2 separate regions of the Homo sapiens genome follow, and region 2 is linked to region 1. A link is a contact called in ENCODE Hi-C or POLR2A ChIA-PET data. All regions are on one chromosome and are shown on one strand. The core of a region is the stretch at or near the end of the contact, and the rest is flanking DNA. Distances in the headings are between cores, read along the strand shown. Region 1 holds the start of MIF4GD (MIF4G domain containing). Region 2 holds the start of SAP30BP-AS1 (SAP30BP antisense RNA 1).

Region 1 (2,757 bases), core at 116-2,615:
ACTGCGCCTAGCCCTATGGTTAAACTTTTAAAACAGTCTTTACAGTCTGAGAGGTGACTGTGATTCATACTCCAAAATAATGGCCTCAATGTAGCTTGTCTTCCAGTTCAAGAATTACGTTGCCGACTCCTATCGTCAGAGAATGAGGGGAGGGGTGGAGGCATTCACCAGGCTCAGCCTCTGGTGCTGCCCACAGGGGCCCTTCTCTGTAGCTCCTGACCCCAGCTCAGGAGGGGTCCCGTGCTCACCTTTGAGTGCTGTCTTCAGCAGCTGCTGGGTCTCTGCATCAAAGGACTGGATTTTATACTCCTCTCTACTGGGCTCCCCCATGACTAGCCAGCCCCGGTAGCTCTTGACTGGGCTGGGAATAAGGACAGCACCTGAGGAGAAGAGGCGAAGGGAGCGGCCTCAGGTGTGGAGCGCAGGGCGGGTTCCGTCCTGCAGGCCCTGGACGGGGCTGACGGCGCGCTCGGGACAGGGACTCCTGGGCGGTCCGTGGCGTGCGGTGGTTGGCTGAAGGCCCACCAGGCTTGGCTTCTGGTGGGGACTGGGCATCAGCCAGGCACCTGCTGCTCAGTTTAGAAATCCCTCGCTTGTGGGATTACACAAGAGCGAGAAGCTGAAGCAGGAAAGCGCCCACCCTCCAGTCCCAGCAGGAGGCAGGAGTAGACTGGGGCAGGGTGTGTGCGGGCGGACGTTACAGTTGCTTAAATAAACCGGCCTGACGTTGCTGGCCCAGGAAGATGCCGGGTGAGGGCCAGGCTGGGAACTCCAAGCGGTGCGACTCTGTCCCCAGCAGGTCTCCGAGCCCCTCTCCCCAACCCTCTCTTTCTGGCTTTCGCCGAGTCCTTCGGTCTCAACACCCGCCGCTGCATCCCCCGGATGGGGCCGGCCTGCGTGGGTGGGGACGCAGGCGCCCTGTCCGCCGCCCCTGCCGGGAGCAGCCTGAACTCCCCAGACCCGTGCCAGCTTCTCCCTGGGACAGGCTGGTCGGATCGGCTCCCGAGTGGCAGTAACCCGGCCCTACGCACTCGAGACTCCTAATTCCTGAGCTCCATTCTGGAGCCTTCCTCTTACTGGGGGGCAGGATGATGCGCCCCGGAGAGGTGGCTCCCGCCGGAGGCTCCCCTCTGGCCGTAGGAGGCGCCTTTAGGGTCTCCAGCCCTCGGCCGTTCCCCCCGCGCCCGGAACGCCCCTCCCGGAGGCACAGGGCGGGCTGCGGAGCCCACGGCCCAGGGTCCCGCGGGCGGGAGAGGCGGCGTGGGAGCCGGGACCCACCTGCCGGGCCGGTGGCGCGCGCGCGTGCCCGGGGCCGCTCGGCGCCTGGGAGCGCGCAACCAGCGTCCGGCGCTGCGGGGCCCGCCGTGAGCTCATCTCCTCGCGCGGCGCCGGGGAAGGGTCGGCTCGCCCGCGCCACCTGCCGGGCCCCCGGGGCACTGCCCTGGCCTCCAGGCCGCCCCGGAAGCCGCGCCGCCTGCGTGGGACCCTGCGACGCTGCCACCCAGCCGCAAGCGGAACTCGCTTGGCTCGTCACCCCTTCACCCGGTGCGCCTGGGCCGTGTCCGGGCCCACGCCGGACCCGCCGGCACCTCGATCTTGCGCGTGGCCCCGCACCCAGCCCTCCCCGGAGCTCAGGTGCACTGGGCCGGGAGACACCGCTGGGCTGCGCGGCGTGGGAAGAGCCTGCAGAGCGCGTGGTGGGGACCTGGTGGCAGGAGGAACAGCATCAGCCCTGGTCGCACCACTTTCCCCGCTCCCCCAACCCAGGTAGAGAAGGCAGGGGCTGCAGGGCCGGGGCCAGCCACAACCCTCTCCCGCTCCAAGGAGGACATGGGCGAAGCGAGTTTCAGGTCATAGGGGCAGCCCCGAGAAAGGGGCCCCATTGGCAACTCGCGGCCGTCGGTTGTTGCGAATGCCCCTGAAGTGGCGCGGACCCCACCGCCCGGCGTCTGCCCTGGGTGACAGGAGGGCACCTAGAAGTGGGGGAAGAACTGCCGCCGCTCCTGCCGCGCGACCGGGAGGAGCGCTGCCGGCGCTGCCCGCGTTCTCGCCTCCTTTTAAAAGAACCGCCAAAGTGGTCACCGAAAACGGAGGAGGAAGAGAACGCTCAGCTGCAGCAAAAGAAACCAATGGGCAGGAAAGATGAAGAGAAGAAACTTTAACGGAATTTCATAAAAAATGCATTCAGGCAGCTGCATCCTCGTGGCCCCCGCCGCAGCCTGGACCTTGGGAACCAGCAGCCCAGAGCCAGGAAGCCCCAGCATTCAGGGCCCAGACAGACCCCAAAATCCCAGACCAGAGGCAGGGAAGGATGGTGCGAGGAGGAGCCCAGGACCCACACGCCAGGGCCAGGGCCAGCGCCGGCTCCCAGTGGGTGCCTCTTTCCAAGGCTGGAGAGGGAGGCAGAATGGAGGGCTTCCCAGGTCGGAGCAACCCTACAGGCCGGGCAGATGGAGGGAAGGGTGGAGGTCATGTTCTGGAGACCTCCCCTCAGCCTGGAACTGGTTTCTCCTCTGCCTCTCCGCCTGTGGGTGTCCCTCTGCTCTGGTAACACCCCAGGCACCAGCTGTGCCCTCACCAGGCTACGTGCCCGCCCCTTCCTTCTGCCATCCCCATCAGTGGGCTGCTTCAGAGCCACGGCCCTTCTGGGGCTACAGGGGAGGATGCACCCGCAGCATGCTCTGCACTGAGGAGCAGGCAGTGGGCGCTGATGCCACCTGTCCTGCTGATAGCTCCTCACCCAGCAAGGCTGACCCA
Region 2 (2,890 bases), core at 136-2,635, 410 kb after region 1:
GATCTACCAACTTTTGTTCTAGTAGTGACACCAGTCCTTAGCCCCACAGATTTTCACATCATTTCCCTCATTCTCATATTTTCTTCAGCTATATAAGTTAAATCCAGAAATAAGCACGTTACACTAGCAAAATCTGAATAGGTTTTTATAATTGAATGCTATGTCTGCAGTTTCCCTCTAATGAAGTTCTCTGGTGAACAGGAAATGGGCCATGTGCTTTACTTGGGTCAGAAGGAATAACTCGTTCTTTAAGCTCGTGTTCTTATTGGAAGTCCACATGGTTGTTCCCCCAGGAAGGGAGAAGAGCTGGGTAGAGTTCAGGATTTGGTAGCATTTTTTCTGTGAGTCCCCAGGAAGTCTCTAGGCTAAGGACAGGGAGGTAGCACCCACGGTTTGTGTGATTAAGCCTGCAGGACCAACCCTTTCAAACAAGTTAACTCAGATGTGACTCACTGGGGCCCCATGGACTCTAGAGCTGTTTCCCCTGATCGTCATAGGTGAAAGATAATAATTCTGGCTGTCTTCCCTTAAGTCCAGGGTTTTAATACCTGCTTCACTCTGACCTGCTAGAGAATCATTCCTGGAGGGGTGCTTTTCCTTCTTGGTCTTCACTGTTGGCTTACCCAGTGGTTGAACCAACAGCTTCCTAGAAACCGCTACCCTTTGCAGCCTCTTAGTCTAGAGGGAGAAGGTGGGAAGTTGGGAATAACTGGATAACTGGGCTTTTGAGCCAAACAGATTTGGCCTTGAATTTCAACATTGCCATTTATTGGGTGAGCTGCTTCATTGTGTTTTACCTCAGTTTACTCGTGTGCAAAATGGAAATAATAATGTCTACCTCATAGGGTTATTGTGAGACTTGAATAGTGTAGGTTAGCTTGTAGTGGGTTCTACGTTTAGGGTGTCATGTGGGGTGCTATGTGAGTGGGAGAGTATATGCTTCATCCTTCCATCCTGTTTTATTAGTCCACCTGCCCCTGTGTTCTATCTCCCATACCCTGTAATCTTTTGAGTGCTGATTAGAAGGGAACAAAATTACAGTATGACTCACCCAGGACCAGAGAAGGAAATGGCCCTTGACCATTGCTGGTTTGTGAGCCATCCACCACCCTTCTCTTGGAAGTTGTAATGTGGGCCTTGAACTATTGAGAATGCCCAAGCCTACGTAGCATTCGGCACTTCCCTGCGCTCAACACGATGGATGGTCTTCTTTAGGCTTTTCCTCAACAACACTAGGGTTGCCTTGCACAGCTGGGAGACATGGAATTTCCAGAAGCTCGTGGAGTGGCTGTGCTGGGAAGAACCTACCCCAGCCTGAGGTCTAGGGTTCTGGGGGTTCTAGGGGCCTGCTGGGTGATAACCGGATCTGAGCAGGAGTCAGAAAGGCAGGCAGGCCATGAAAGTCACTCTTCAATTGTCGCAAGGGAAGGAAATCCAAGCCTGCTTTGGCTTTGTCCTGCCACCTTCCAAGGAAGGCCTCACTACATCATAAGCTGAACACTGCTGGTAGAAGCGCTGGTAGTTGTTGGAAGTTGTGATCTCATGCAAAGGGGAACAATGACCATTATTCTCCCTCTGACCCCTCCTTGGCTCCATTGCACTGCCAGAGGGGCCTTCTTGATGGCAGTTGATCCAAGTAACCTGAAGCTGAGACTCCCAGAAGCCCCACCTCACTCCTGTGGTTCCACAGCCCACAGGGAGCCACCGCGTGTCTGGTACACCCTCCCATCAGCCGTGCAAGCCCCAACATACCTCCTTCCCTTCGGGCCAGATGCCATGGATTGCTAACTGAGGTGTGGCTGGGCCCCTCCTTCCCCATCTGGGACTCATTTCTTTGAAATTATATGATACAGAGGACTGCCTGTCCTTAGGGATCCAGCACTTCCGACCTTCGTTCTGTATTTTCATCCATGTCTCCTGAAATGCTGCTGTGTGATTTCTGGGTTCAATAGGATTTTGCTCATTTCTATTCCTAACTTTGGAGTTAGGTAAATATTTTCTGGGCTGTGCTTCAAAGATGCTTGCCTTCTTTTTGGCCCTCTAAGTAACTCAGTCCCCTTCCTACCGGTGTCGATGATGACCAGTTTGCATTTCTGTCACCCTGACTTTCAGGGACTGCGAGTATATTTGCCTGAGATGTTGATGTAACTAACTCCTCAGCTTGTCGGCCAGCCTCTCAGATGGAATGCTTTTGTAATTTGGTAGCCATGTAGAGTTGTGTGCCTTCCAGACTTGCATTCTCAACCTCACAAAGCTGTCTCTTTTGTCCTTGTCTGTCTCCAGGCTCCCCCCAACCCCCCAAATATATCAACCTAAAGCACAGAGATACTGTTCTTGTGGGAAGCCTTGAAGGGAAAAAGCCTGTCCTGGCCTCACCACCAAGAGCTTGACTCAGATCCTTGGTGTGAGGCAAACTCTGGACCTAGATACACCCGTTCCTGACACTCTGGGGATAAGACAAAAAGGGAATGGCCCTCTCTGACCATCTTCTGTAACTTTCAAGAAACCAAAAATCTTGAAGTGTCTTGAATCAAATGTAGATTGTACTTGGAATAGTCGGATAACAAAAGTCCCCCTTGGAAATAGCTCCCTGCATTTACATTGAAGTCTAGTTGGTTGTAACATGTTCCATGTAACAACATCAGGAGCCGTGCTGAGTCACGTGGGCTTTGTAAATTTAGCCAGATTTTTCAAATAGAGAAACTGTTTCCCTTCCTCCTCCCTACCTTGTCTTCAGTCTACAAGGCCAATTCTATAGCCGGCTTAATAAGTCTTGGCAAACTCCTGTTTCACCCATTCCTATAGAAACCTTCTGTGGTTGGGGCCGGGCGCAGTGGCTCACGCCTGTAATCTCAGCACTTTGGGAGGCTGAGGCAGGCAGATCACGAGG

The links. A loop is a pair of places that touch in the nucleus more often than their neighbours do. ChIA-PET counts read pairs that join two places held with the same protein, here RNA polymerase II (POLR2A). Pooled maps may share reads with other maps.
Region 2: a pooled map shows a loop between it and region 1 (2.3-fold over the local background). The contact joins the promoter of SAP30BP-AS1 here to the promoter of MIF4GD in region 1. A Hi-C loop is called at or near these places in 5 of 50 pooled maps. POLR2A ChIA-PET finds 5 or more read pairs at or near these places in 4 of 52 experiments (BJ, Caco-2, Panc1 and 1 more).

Annotation. Positions count from the first base shown.
Region 1 is chr17:75,269,866-75,272,622 of GRCh38, forward strand. MIF4GD (MIF4G domain containing) reads right to left here and starts at 1,366. Exons shown (of 6, transcript NM_001370592.1): 1 at 1,279-1,366; 2 at 249-380. The coding sequence starts at 330. It overlaps MIF4GD-DT (MIF4GD divergent transcript), which reads left to right and starts at 1,434. Exons shown (of 1, transcript NR_036520.1): 1 at 1,434-2,757. RefSeq lists silencers at 933-1,002, 1,113-1,772, 2,743-2,757 and an enhancer at 2,281-2,757.
Region 2 is chr17:75,683,414-75,686,303 of GRCh38, forward strand. SAP30BP-AS1 (SAP30BP antisense RNA 1) reads right to left here and starts at 1,386. Exons shown (of 2, transcript NR_186496.1): 1 at 1,052-1,386; 2 at 130-365. All of the region lies in intron 3 of SAP30BP (SAP30 binding protein), which reads left to right.